Linked DNA regions of Homo sapiens: region 1 is linked to region 2. Evidence: chromatin contacts called from ENCODE Hi-C or POLR2A ChIA-PET data. All regions are on one chromosome and are shown on one strand. Each heading gives the region's core, a stretch centred on a gene start or an enhancer-like site at or near the end of the contact. The rest is flanking DNA. Distances are from core to core; before and after follow the strand shown.

The links. A loop is a pair of places that touch in the nucleus more often than their neighbours do. ChIA-PET counts read pairs that join two places held with the same protein, here RNA polymerase II (POLR2A).
Region 1: a loop to region 2 is called in a map of endothelial cell of hepatic sinusoid, with 6 times the contacts of the local background. The contact joins two enhancer-like sites. A Hi-C loop is called at or near these places in 1 of 168 maps with a recorded cell type or tissue (endothelial cell of hepatic sinusoid). POLR2A ChIA-PET finds 5 or more read pairs at or near these places in 3 of 52 experiments (Caco-2, HepG2 and WTC11).

The regions. Positions count from the first base shown.
Region 1 is chr4:6,341,530-6,348,897 of GRCh38, forward strand. It overlaps PPP2R2C (protein phosphatase 2 regulatory subunit Bgamma), which reads right to left. Exons shown (of 9, transcript NM_020416.4): 6 at 6,317-6,481. Among named protein-coding and RNA genes, the nearest start is that of WFS1, 75 kb to the left of the region's middle. Within about 2 kb of position 2,707, at least 4 of the 41 ENCODE cell types and tissues checked have a DNase peak (open chromatin) inside an H3K27ac peak, as active enhancers do.
Region 2 is chr4:6,306,223-6,312,856 of GRCh38, forward strand. No RefSeq gene overlaps it. Among named protein-coding and RNA genes, the nearest start is that of WFS1, 40 kb to the left of the region's middle. Within about 2 kb of position 2,814, at least 7 of the 41 ENCODE cell types and tissues checked have a DNase peak (open chromatin) inside an H3K27ac peak, as active enhancers do.

The DNA of each region.
Region 1 (7,368 bases), core at 1,457-3,956, 35 kb after region 2:
GAGAACAATGACCCCTAAAGGCGTCTATCTACATCCTCCACCCTAGAATCTGTGCACCTGTTATCTCACATGGCAAAAGGGGCTTTGCAGATGTCATTAAGTGAAGGACCTTGAGGTACGGAGGTGACCCTGGATAATCTGGATGGGCCCAATGTCATCACAAGGGTCTGTATAGGAGGAAGAAGGAAGGTCAAAGATGGAAGAAAGAGATGGGATGATGGAAGCAGAGGTTGGAATGATGAGCTGAGGAGTGCAGGCAGCCTCTAGAAGCCTCTAGTAGCTGGAAAAGATCAGAAAACAGCCCCACCCTGCAGCCTCCAGAGATAACACAGGCCAGCTGACGCCTTCATTTTAGCCCGAGTTCCAGAATGTACAACAGTCTTTTGTGTTGTTTTGAGCCACTAAGCTCATGGCAATTGTTCCCGCAGCAATGAGAAGTGCGTATACAGTTGCCCCTTGACCCTCACACAACACAGGCTTGAACCTGCAGGTCCCCTGATGTGCGATTTTCCCAGTAAATATACTGAAAACATTTTGGAGATCTGCCACGATACACACACACACACACACACACACACACACACACACACACACACACATACATATATATACATACATATATATATAAGAAAAGAAAAAGTTAGGTATGTCACAAATGCATAAAATCCACGTAGACATCAGTCTCTTCAAATGTTCATCAGCTGTTGATGTTACTGGTAATGCTCCCCACCAACAGCCGACTATTAGGAGTGAAGTTTTGAGGGAGTCAAAAGTTAAGCATGTACTTTCAACTGCATTCAGGCACTGTCTGAACCCCTAACTCCCACATCATTCCAGGGTCAAGTGTATTCAACTTCCTCATCTGTAGGATGAATACTATAACACACCCATCATAGGTGCTGAGTATTTAATGAGATATAAACTGAAAACAGCATGTGTTTGCACTAGGTGTGCAAAGAATGAGCTGCGGTTATTATTTCACCCAACACCGGGCCAGGCACGTCGTTGGGGGCCTATGAAGGGTCTTGGCCATCATCGGCCCCGATTCTAAGAAATCAGGGTCTCAGCCATCATCACCCCCAATTCTAAGAAATCCCAGTGTTCCGGGCACGGCCCTTTCTTTCCGCAGGCTCTGTGCTGTCATAAGCAGAAGTAACTGTCTATTTTGAGGACTCATGTACGGTTGTTTCCACGGTTACCCTGTCACACTGCCAAGCAGTCACAAGACGCGGATTTCCAGTGCTTCGGAGAAAGGTGGGAAGCTGCAGAGGGAACAGAGTGGCCTGTGTGCCCCCAGCTCTGCCCTGATAGAGGAGGGGTCCAGGGAAGTCACAGAGCTTCTCGGACCCTCGGTCTCCTCATCTGTCCAATGGCAGAAATGCTCACCTTCCTGCATCCAGGACGCTCTTCATTCGCGGTCTGATTCTGTTAGGAAAATGATGCTGTGAGCACATCTCTGGGGTGTCACTATCAGCCACTCCCTGAGTTTTGAGCAGTAATTGGATACATGGATGGAAGTGGGAGGTGAAGAACTAATCCTAATCCCCAAATCCCTTTTAAAAAATTAGCTCAAATAACAGCCATTTGTGTTCAGATTAAAAACAGCCGCCACCTGCTAATTGGAAAGCGGCTGCGTGCTTGATTTCCCATGAGAGCCACAGAGCAAAAACACAGCCCGGACAAGGCATGCAGAAGGACAGACACTTCAGCCACTCGCCCCAATGTGCGGCAAATTAAATGAGGAGAAATGGAAGCTGTAAAAGCATGCTAAAAACTGCTGCGCAATCTTTTTGCTGGCACGAAAGAGAAAGTTTCCGTACAGGATATTGAGTTTGATAATGAAAAATATTCTAGAAAAATTTTAAATAAAATTTGCATAAATCAATAATCAAAAAAGAAATTAAGCTGGTTGTTTAAAATTTTTCTTCTCTTGGCCTGGTATGGTGGCTCATGCCTATAATCCCAGCACTGGAGGCCAGGAGTTCGAGACCAGCCTGGCCAACACAGCAAAACCCTGTCTCTACTAAAAATACAAAAAAAATTAGCCAGGCATGGTGGCACACACCTGTAATCCCAGCTACTCCAGAGGCTGAGGTGAGAGAATCCCTTGAACCCAGGAGGTGGAGGCTGCAGTGAGCCAAGATCGTGTCAGGGTGATGGAGCCAAATTCTGTCTAAAAAAAAAGAAAAAAATTCTTCTCTCCCTCAAAAGGACACCAAATAGATTTGCACACAAGTTTTCCTAAGATTTCAAGGAGCAGATATATTACATCAACTGCTCCAGAAAAAGAAAGAAAAAGCTGCCCAGTTCATTTTAGGAGAGTTGAATAATCTTAAAATTGGGCAAAGAGAGTATAAGAAAAGAAAATTATAAACCAACTTCACCTATGACTGTGTGTGCAAAAAGCATACATAAAACCTTAGTACATCACAGGCAGCCCCACCCTGTCTACAGACTTGGGATCACTGGTGCGGGCAAGAGCCGCCAGAGGTCAGCATGTTGCCAACCTCCCAGGTGAGTCACTGAGCACAGCCAACAGGCCCTTGGGGATTTGTCAGCAAGGACCTGGCCCCAAGGTCGCCCAGGCACAATCAAAAGTCCTCAGTGGCCTGGAAGACACCATGTCCCTCTCTCCGCACCTCGGCCTGCCAGAGCCTTCTGGAACCTCAGTGCAATCCGGAGAGGAGTGGAATCTGCCGAGGCCCTAAAAGTTAACGTTCACTGCAGCCCTGGGAGCTGGGGGTGAAGAATGAAATTGAATTGAGTCATCGAAAACACTCATATTTCTCGCACTGTTGAGTTCATTGGCTGATTCACACAAGGCTCATACATCATCAGGCATATGAAATTACGTGGCTGAAATGGATGTGTCTGTGCTTGGACTCACGAAATGTGCAAGGTATATGTGACCGCTGCTTCTGCCCTGGGAAACCGGATAGCACAGGCTTCGGGAGCCAAAGGGGGTCTGACTGCCCCCTCTAGCCCACTGAAAAATGTCACACAAACATTGAGGGGTGCACAAAACTGTCCTATGCCCGTCTCTGTGCTCTCTAAATTCCACCCTTCCTGCACACACATGTGTTTTCTGATTCAAAGTTCAAATCCATCATGAAAGTAAAAATACACAGAAAAATAAAAAGAAAATATTCCATCAGTTTCTTATAGCTCACCACTCAGGGACAACTTAGTGTATTTCTTTCCAGAGTTTTCTCTGTTTCCACTTTTCTGGTGGTCATAGCCTTATTTTGTTATCCCCTAAATCTTTCAACATAATCACTTCCCTGTGGCATTAAAAATTCTTCTAAAACAATAGCTGACATGACCGAACAATATTCTAGTACATGGATGTCATCACTGTCGACATCATTTTCTCGGCATTTTAAACTGGTTGCTTAAAATTTTCCTTCTCTCCCTCAAAAGGACGCCGAATAGATTTGCACACAAGTTTTCCTAATACTTCAAGGAGCAGATATATTACACCAACGGTTCCAGAAAAAGAAACAAAAAGCTGCCTCACTCATTTCAGAAGAGTTGAATAATCTTAGCATTTAAGATTGGGATATTGAGGATGTTTCTGGATTTCCACCCCTATAAACAACAGGGTGCCAATGAAGCCCCATCCTCCTTCCCACAGGGCTCACACGGGGTCAGCAGCGGACCAGGAGCAGGAAGAACCCCCTCTCTTCCCCAATATTCTCCCATTCCATTCGGACCCAGACCTGGCTGTACACAGGCACAGCTGGAGGCACATGTGGCCTGAGTGAATGGGCGGGAGGCGTAGGTGGGGGGGCAGTGTCCTGTAGTAGGCGGTGGAACGGCCCCCAGAGACGGCTGCGTCCTGATCCCTAGCACCTGTGACTATGTTATGCTACACGGCAAAGTCAAAATAAGGCCAAAGATGAAATCAAGGACGCAACTCAGCCAACCTTGAGATGAGGAAGTCATCCTGGATCATTAGGGGTGGCAGGAACAAGGCGATCACAAGGGCCTTTATACGCGAAAGACAGACAGGAGGGTCAGAGACGTGAGAGAGGCTTGGCCGCTGTGGGCTGGGAGGATGGGGGAGGGGCCACGTGCCAGGGAACGCAGCGCCTCTAGAAGCCAGAAGAGGCAGGGAAAACGGTGCTCCCCAGAGCCTCCCGAAGGTACCAGCCCGTGGCACCTTCATTATGGCCAGTGAGCTGGCTGTGGGACTGCGGACTGAGACTATACATATGCCCTGTTTTCAGCCACCAAGTGTGTGGTCCTTTGTTGTGGCGCACAGGACGCAGCCCCGAGCCCCCTGCACCCCGGGAATCTCAGCTGGTCTCCAGCCTCCCATCAGTCCACGGCCACTAACTCCACACTTATCTCCAGGTGGCATTACTGCCTGGATATCTGGCTGCCTACTCGACCCATTTCCTTGGAACCCAATACGGGCCTCAGGCTCGCGGGTCTGAAACCTGCCTGCTGGTCCCTGGCACCCCCTGTTGTTCCAGGCCACGGCCCCACCTTCACCCACAGCTCAAACCAACCACAGAGTCACGCCCCACAAGGCAAAGCTCGACCTCCAAGCAACATCCAGAGGGGGCAGCCAGGTGAGCCCTGCCCCACCTCCCAACAACCCCCTCAGTGGGGTCACCATTTCTTCCTGCAGACCCTGCAGCGACCTCTGACGCCTGCTCCCCCGGGGACCCTCTGCGGCGTCTCCTCTTCCTCCTCAAGTCCCAATCTCGTGACAACCCACAGCTTCTCATTCTCAGCTCAGCCAGAACAAAACCCAGTCCCTCCCTTGACCTACAGGCAATGTGTGGAGTCACGGCCACTGCAGTGCCCTCCTTCTCGAACATTCTTCCCCAGAGATCGGCACCACCCACCCCCTCAGGGTGTCCGTTCCACTGTGGTCTCTTCAGGGAGGCCCTCCCTGACCCCCTCTGTCCCTGTACCTGACTTTGTGGGTGTTGGTGCCATTGCTCACCATGCCCTGACATGCGTCAGGTGTGTGTTCACTGTCTGTCTCCCCCGCAGACGCCAGCTCCCGACGGTGGGCCTCTGCTGCACACCCATGCCAGGAATAGGCGCCTACTGAATGCCTGGATGGCTGAGCGTGACACACGGAGCGTGGACAAACCCAGAGGAGATGAGGGGGTGGATGTGGGGGCCAGAACTTGGCCAAGGAAGGAGGCAGAAGCTGGAGGTTTTGGTGGGCCCTGAGCCTGAGTCCTGGGGCTGGTGTGCACCCTGTCTCTGACTGCCCAGCAAAACCAGACACCCTAAGGGAACAGTGTGGCCCCATCGCTCCCAAACAGCCCTCTGCCGCCGGCACCCAGGCTTCAGTCAGGGTCCTCTGGGGTTTATTCAACAAGTGTTTATTTCCAGACACTGTGGTAGGTGCTGGGGACAGACAGTGAGGGGAACCAGATAAGCAAAGTCCCTGCCCTCTGCCTGGGGGACACCCCACCTCCTGCCTGGCCCCTTGCTAGCCCTGCAGGGCTGTCTGGGAAGGAGGATGCCGTGGCCTGATCCCTCGCCTTCAGGGGCCTCTGGGATGGCTGTGGCAGTGTGCAGCCCATGGCCACAACCCAGTGCCAGGCAGCCCAGCTCTGCCACGATTGAATTTGGGTGACCTTGGGCCAATAACTGGAGCTTCTGTTTCCTCTTCTGAACAGCATCTCCTGGGGCTTGTGTGAAGATTCGATGAGTTCACAGGTAAAGCCCTTGGTAAGGGCTGGGCTCAGAGTGAGTGTTCAGTGTGAGCTGTTATGCTGGGGGCTGCTGTGTCACAAAATGTCCCCTGGAACTCGTTCAGCCCCAGACCTCCACGGATACCCCTGTGGGACCCCCACAGCAGGCCTGTGGTGGGTTCTAGGATGAGGGGACATGTTACAGACCCTGCTCCAAGGAGCCGGAGAAGATGGGCAGCCCACAGCAAGTTTGCTGGGTGTGGCTAGTTTTGGAAGAGGGAAGCTTTGGGGGCTGCAGGGCCACAGAGGAGGATCCAGATCTAAAGTAGGAGGCCGGGAAGCTTTCCTACAGGAGGTGACATTTAAGTTTGGTGCCTCCTTACCTTCTGGATGCCCTGACCCTCGCCCTAGAGCCCTGAACCCTAAAAGCTGGGCTGTTCCTGGCTGTGCAGGGACTCTGGGGGGCAGCAGGTGGCAAGACCAGGCTCCCCGACCAGCCAGCGCTGAAGCAGCAATGGGCCCACCCACCTTGGCCAGTCCAGGACATGCTCATCCCACACCCACCACCCCTGCAGCAGCTGCACCAGGACAGGACATCCCACCCGCCCGCCTGCCCAATGCACAGCCCCCCACCCCCAGGCACCGGCACTTACGCTTGGAATGCTTGTCACACAGGGCAGCTGCCCGCATGTCGCAGAGCCGCAGGGAGCCCTTGCTGCTGCTGTAGACGAAGAGGTTGCAGTGGTGCGGATGGAACTCAGATGCTGTGATCACCTCCGTAAGGTCCTCCATGTTGGCCGGCTTGATGTCCACGATGTCTGGGGGCAGTGCGGTCAAGGAAGGGGCAGTGAAGGGCGCCCTCAATGCTCCGCCTTCCCGGAGGTTTCTGACACCTCTCCCGAGGCAAAACCGTCCACCCTCGCGTCTGAGCTGCCTCTCTGTTCCTGAGACCCTCAAAATGCGTCCCCCTGAGCTGCAGACCTGCATGGTGAACTGCCTGCTGGCTACCCCTTCTAGGTGCCTGTCCCCTGTTCCCATGAAGCTGGACCCACCACTTCCCTCCTGACCTGCGGCCCCCCTCACCTGCACCCCACCCCAGTGAGGGTGCATCAGTTCCAGCCACACATAGCACTGACCTGTGGAGCCCCTCTCCTCTGCCTTCCTTCCCCTGTTGGTTGCCAAGCAGAAGAAAAAGAGCATTTATATTGTGCCGACTGCATGCTGGGCAGTGGATGCTATTGGTGAATGATTTCAAGTCTTCCCGGTCCCTTTTCAAATTGTGTCTGGAATTGAGTGTGTGGGCATCTGGGAGCTCCCCTTCCTGCCCCCGGCACCTGCTCCCCTTCTTCTGACCACAGTATGGAGATTCTCCTTTGGGCAAAGGTTCTTCTGGGTTTCTGGGTCGGCCCCACCTCGGCTCTGATCTGTGCTCTCCAGACCCCAGGACTTGGAATACTGAAAAGGCTGGGATGCAGCTTGGTCACCCCTGCTGTGCTGGGTGGTGTAGAAAGAAGGAGCTTCTATCTGCTGCCAGGACAAGGAGAAACCCTGGAGCTTGAGGGTGGGGCAGACAGTGGAAAGAGTGCAGAGAAAGATCTGGTGATGCCATTGGAATCCTGGATCAAGCTGCACCTGAAGCCATTCCCCCCAGACTGCTAAATGTGGGAGCCAATAAATGTCCATTTTTTGTTTAGAGTCAAGAACT
Region 2 (6,634 bases), core at 1,564-4,063:
GCTGGAAAAGGTGAGGAGATGGTTCTCGCCTGCAGCCTCCAGAGAGACACAGCTGACAGAGTCAGACTGGGCCACTGACAGGGCTCTAGCGTCCCAGATTCCCATGCCCCCACCCCTCTGCATGGCTCCTGAGCCCCTCTCTGAGGTGTCTCCTGGAAAACCTTTGGGCTCCTGCTCCCTGCCTGTTATCCCTGAATGTTGCTGCCTTTTGCAGCTTGTCTGTCCCTCTCTGAGGCTCATGATGTCATCTGCGTGGGCCCCCCGCGTAATTCTAACAGCACCCAGGTAAAGATAAAGGTGCTTTGTTGTTTTTCTAAAAAGGACTTCGCTGTTGCTTGAGTCACTCATAACTTGATCAATTATTTGGAGCTCTAAAAGCTTCCCAGTTGCTAGGAAACCACACCTTGGAGGCTGGCAAACCATTGTTAAAGTTGTTCCTAAAGTGCTGAACTTCTACAGTGACTTTGGAAAGTAGCTTGGGGAACAAAACAAAGCAAACAAAACAGAAAAGACTCGGGTTCCCTTTTCTTTCCGTCCAGAAGTGATCAAATCAGCTAAACTCACTGTTTCAAGCTTTCCTCTAACTAGATGTGTTTTTTTCTGCCGTTAGCCAGAAAGGCCCTTTCCTTCCTATTTTAGTCACAGAATAACCTGTCTCTTTAGGACAGTGGGGTCCTGTGCTGAATCCCACCCCCAAAGATGGGAAGAACTCGGGTGCTGCGTTTTGGGAAGCCCCGGCTGAGATGAGTGTATAACTGGGGCTGAGAGCCGAGAGCCTGGCCCAGCAAGCCAGGCAGTGAGGTGACCCGGTATCCCGCTCCCCATTTCTGCTGGAGCTGGAAGAGCCCCAAGGACACCAGCCCCATCAGAGGGAGCTGGGCCCAGAGCTGGGTGGGGCAGCCGACTACTCCCTGCAGAACACCTACCGCCTGCCTGACACTGGTGGCTGCTTTGTGGACATGCTTTTGAAAACCTCGTGAGGGTGATGTTATTGTCCCCACTTTATCCAGGGGTACCTGGGCACGGAGCAGGGCGGTAACTCACCTTGGATGTCTGTGGCAGCCTCCAAGATGGTCCCAGCAATCCCCACCACCTTCCTGCTGCTCCTTCCATGTAGCAGGATAGGTCTGTGCGACCAGTAGAATATGGCAGATGTGACGAGATGTCACTTCTGAGGTTTGCTTACAAAAGGCTGTGGCTTTCAGTTTGGCTGCTCTCTCTCGGATCCATCACTCTGGGTGAGGAAGCCATGCCGCGAGCAGCCCCGTGGGGAAGCCTGCACCTCAAGGACCTGGAGCCTCAAGCCAACTGCCACATGGTGCACTTGGAAACAGGGATGGCTGCCACGGCCCACACTCGCCTGCGGCTCCGGGGAGACACCCAGCCAGAACCTCCTGGTGAATCCACTCCTGGATTCCCTACCCCCACAGAGTATAAGATGACGAATGTGGCTTTAGGCTGTTAAATTCGGGATAACCGATACAGTGCCAACACTGGTAAGTGACGAGGCTGCAATGAATCCCAGGTATCCTGTGGCTGCATCTCCACCTGCATGGGCCATCCTGTACCTGGCAGGCCCCATCCTTAGCCTCTTTAAAAGTCCAGGAACCTTGGAATGTTTTTCTGACATCTCCTAGGCTGCTGGATTTACCAGGAAAAGGGACGGACCCACACCTTTTCCCTGTTTGAATCCATTGCATTTCTTCCAGGTGTTTCAATCCCTTCTGACTCGATTTGCTTTAATGAAGCTTGAGGCAAGTGCAATTTTCTGCCCATGGGGCTGTAACACTGTTCAAAGTCATCCTGGAGCTAAGCTAAGTGGAAAAAACCATATGGCATTGTCGCCTTCTCAGCCTGACCTGGCATGCACTCTCACCCTCATCTGTCATGCCTCCTGCTTTTCCACCTGGGGGGCTGAGAAGTCCGGCCATCGAAACCTTGGTTCCTGCCAGCCACGGGAGTTTGGAAGCTTTATCAGATTCCTGAAGCCTCGTTTCCTCATGGGAACAGTGCAGGTGAAAGCACCTTCCTCTCGGAACCGGGGGGAAGATGAGAGGAAATTAAATAGATGTATGGCCCCGCAGCAGGACTGGCGCTCTCCATTGTGTCTGAAATTGGCAGGTTCTTGGTCTCACTTACTTCAAGAATGAAACCACGGACCCTCGCGGTGACTGTTACAGTTCTTAAAGGCGGCGTGTCTGGAGTTTGTTCCTTCTGATATTCAGATGTGTTCCGCGTTTTCCTCCTTCTGGTGGGTTCCTCCTCTCGCTGGTTCAGGAGTGAAGCTGCAGACCTTCACGGCGAGTGTCACAGCTCATAAACGCAGTACAGACCCAAAGAGTGAGCAGCAATTAGATCTATCACAAAGAACAAAAGAACAAAGCCTCCACACCACAGAAGACAACCCGAGGGTGTCAACATTACTGGCTCCAGCAGCCTGCTTTTATTCCCTTATCTGGCCCCACCCACATCTTGCTGATTGGTCCATTTTGCAGAGAGCTGATTGGTCTGTTTTACAGAGAGCTGATTGGTCCGTTTTGCAGGGTGCTGATTGGTGCGTTTACAATCCCTGAGCTAGACACAAAAGTTCTCCAAGTCCCCACTAGATTAGCTAGACACAGAGCACTGATTGGTGCCTTTACAAACCTTGAGCCAGACACAGAGTGCTGATTGGTGTATTTACAGTCCCTTAGCTAGACACAAAGGTTCTCCAAATCCCCACTAGACTCAGGAGCCCAGCTGGCTTCACCTAGTGGATCCCCCAACCGGGCTGCAGGTGGAGCTGCCCGCCAGTCCCGCGCCCTGCGCCCTCACTCCTCAGCCCTTGGGCGGTCGATGGGACCCGGCGTGCCGCGGAGCAGGGGGCGGCGCTTGTCGGGGAGGCTGGGCCGCGCAGGAGCCCACGGCCAGGGGGAGGCTCGGGCATGGTGGGCTGCAGGTCCCCAGCCCTGCCCTACGGGGAGGCAGCTGACGCCCGGCGAGAATTCGAGCGCAGTGCTGGCACTGCTGGGGGACCCGGCGAACCCTCCACAGCTGCTGGCCCGGGTGCTAAGCCCCTCACCGCCCGTGGCGGGCGGCGCCGACCGGCTTTTCCGAGAGCGAGGCCAGCTGAGCCCCCGCCCACCCGGAACTCTCGCTGGCCCGCAAGCGCAGCGCGCAGCCCCGTTCCCGCCCGCGCCTCTCCCTGCACACCTCCCCACAAGCCGAGGGATCCGGCTCCGGCCTCGGCCAGCCCAGAGGGATCCGGCTCCGGCCTCGGCCAGCCCAGAGAGGGGGCTCCCACGGTGCAGCGGCGGGCTGAAGGGCCCCTGAAGCGCGGCCAGAGGGGGCGCCGAGAGCGAGCGGGGCTGCCAGTACGCTGTCACCTCTCACCATCACTGCCCTTGCTTGCTCTACGGCTGCTCAGACCCAAGGGGCAAGTTTCTCCAGGTATTTCCAAACCAGGGAGGGCTTTGTGTTTAGTTTAAGTCAAGGAGGCTGTCCCCTTTTCGAGGCTGTTTGGATTTCTTTCAGCAAAAACTAGCAGAAGTTATTACGCAGGAACTTTTTGTAGCATATAAAGAATGAATCCCGATAGGTACTGTGATGGTTACCGTTAGGTGTCAACTTGATTGGATTGAGAGATGCCTAGAAAGCTAGTGAAGCATTGTTTCTGGGTGTGTCTGTGGGGGTGTTGCCAGAGGAGACTGAAATTTGAGTCAGTGGACTGGGAGAGGAAGACCTCTCCTCCATGTGGGTGGGCACCATCCAATCCGCTGCCAGCGCGCCTCCAACTAAGCAGGCAGAAGAAGGTGGGAGAAGCTGGCTTGCTGAGTCTTCCACCTTCATCTTCCTCACATGCTGGATGCTTCCTTCCACTCCTCCTGCCCTTGGACATCAGACTACAGGTTCTTCGGCCTTTGGACTCTGGGACTTACACCAGTGGTTTGCCGAAATCTGTGCTTTCTGCCACAGATTGAAGGCTGCACTCTTGGCTTCCCTACTTTTGAGGCTTTTGGACTCGGGCTGAGCCACTACTGGCTTCCTTCTTCCCTAGCTTGCAGACAGCCTATCAGGAAACTTTGCTTTGTGATCATGTGAGTCAATTCTCCCTGATAAACCCCCTTTCATAGACACATAGATCCTATAACTTCTGTCACTCCGGAGAACCCTAATATAGTTACCAATAGAAACCTTACAACTTTCCCTAGATTCTGCAGGCTGGGTGGAGTTCACCACCCTTTGCTTTGAGGTATCAGTGGAGGAAGAACAGAGGCACTGGGGTCAGGACAGAATGGGGCCAGACCCCAGCTCCAGAACCTATGACCGCATAGGTTTGAGAGACCTGCGTTCCAGCCTGGCCTCTGCCTTTACTGTGTGGCCCTGGGCAGGTTCCCTAACCTCTGAAGCTCAAGTTCCTTACCTCTAGAACAGGAGCAATAATAGGACCTGCCTCATGGGTTTATGTAGAATACGATAGAGTGCAAAGTGTGCGACACAAGGCCCAGCACACAGTAGGTGTCAATCAGTGGTCACACTTGTCACTATCCTATAGGATGGGCCTTGGGCACACCTCCTAACTTTTCCAGCCTCAGTTGGCTCCTCTGTGAGATCAGGATTATAAAGATCTGCTTTTCAGGGTGGCTATGATTTGTTGAGAAATGAAGTATCTATCACACCATCATTTACACAATCATTCATTCATGGAGCCATTCATTCCTTCAATCATTTATTCAATCATTCATGAATTTATGGATTTAGTCCATCATCCATTCATTCTCCAGTTCTCAAGGCTCCTGTGCTGGGCATGGTCAAGACACGCTCCCTTCCAATGGGCAGATAGGTAAGCGGGGGCCTGAGGAAGTGCAGGGACTGTCATCAGCAAACCCTGCTCCAGAGTGGAGACAGAGCAGAGCATGTTCCACCCAGGAACCCCTTGGTTTGGAGGCATCTCCATCTCCTGCCAGCCCAGCTCAGGTTCTGCCAGTCCCTGAACCCTTCTCACACTCTCCACCCCACCCATCAGGAGTCATATGGCAGGGCTGTCGAGGCGTGTGAACCAGAGCAACTCCATCTTGAATAGGAGATGGGTAAAATGAGGCTGAAACCTACTGGGCTGCATTCCCAGACAGTTAAGGCATCTAAGTTACAGGGTGAGATAGGAGGTTGACACAAAATACAAGCCATACAGACCTTGCTGATAAAACAGTTTGCAGTAAAGAAGCCGGCCAAAATCCACCAAAACCAAGATGGCCATGAGAGTGACCTCTGGTCGTCTTTGCTGCCACACTCCCACCACCGCCATGACAGTTTACAAATGCCATGGCAATGTCAGGAAGTTACCCTATATGGTCTAGAAAGGGGAGGCATGAATAATCCGCCCCTTGTTTAGCATATCATCAGAAATAACCATAAAAATGGGCAACCAGCAGCCCTCGGGCTGCTCTGTCCATGGAGTAGCCATTCTTGTATTCCTTTACTTTCCTAATAAACTTGCTTTCACTTTTCTCCATGGACTTGCCCTGAATTCTTTCTTCCACGAGATCCAAGAGCCCTCTCTTGGGGTCTGGATTGGGACCCCTTTCCGGCAACATCTTTGCTTCCTTTCTCTTTAAATTAAATTAAATGCTCATGGTTTTTAAAGCCCCTATCCCTTTGCTCTCACCCCCAGTTGCCATGCCTCAGAGGAACGGCCTCCACCCCTTTCAGCTGTTTCTTCTGCTAATTACCTTCATGTTTTGGAATAACATGTTCAAATGCTATTTCTGATTTTCCAGTTTGAGATAATATGTGTAGACACCATGAAAGAAAAATCGTCTCTCATATGGCCCCTCTGGCCTCCTTCAACGAGACTTTAATGGACAAGCCACCTTCCCAGTATCACCATCTCACTGGGTCCTGTTAAATCAGTGTCCATCATTTCTGTGCTGTGTAAATAGGATTCACTGCTGGGCCACGGAAGGCACTATGATTATGTTTCTTTCTTTTTTTTTTTTTTTGGAGACTGAGTCTCACTCTGTCACCCAGGCTGGAGTGCAGTAGCATGATCTCAGCTCACTGCAACCTCCGCCTCCCGGGTTCAAGCGATTCTCCTACCTCGGCCTTCCAAGTAGCTGGGATTACAGGCACACACCACCACAGAGACAGGGTTTCATCACGTTAGCCAGTCTGGTCACAAACTCCTGACCTCTGGTGATCCACCCGCCTTGGCCTCCCAAAGTGCTGGGATTACAGGCGTGAGCCACTGCGGCCGGCTTATGATTACTTTTTGTTTATGCTGTGCCTAATAATTATCTAGTTTTTTGTTTGTCTAGTTTTCTCCACATTGACCACTAATTCATTTGTGAAAAATAGAAAATTTTTCTCAATGTGTTAAAACTATCAGATAAGCTCTCAATTTCTGCTTCCCCAGCCCCGTAGATTTGTTGTTTGGAACTTCCCATCTTCCTGTGTCAATCTGGACTGTTCACTCTCTAGGCCCACCACCCAGCTGTCACCCTGGGGACTCCCTCACTGTCACCCGGGTGTTCCTTTTGTGTCTCTCCTCCGTGGTATCCCTGTTTCTGGGATCCCAGATGGATTAACTGGGAAACAGGCTAGGCTGCTATAACAAAGAGACCCCCCAATACAGAAGTTTATGCAAACCAGAATTGTA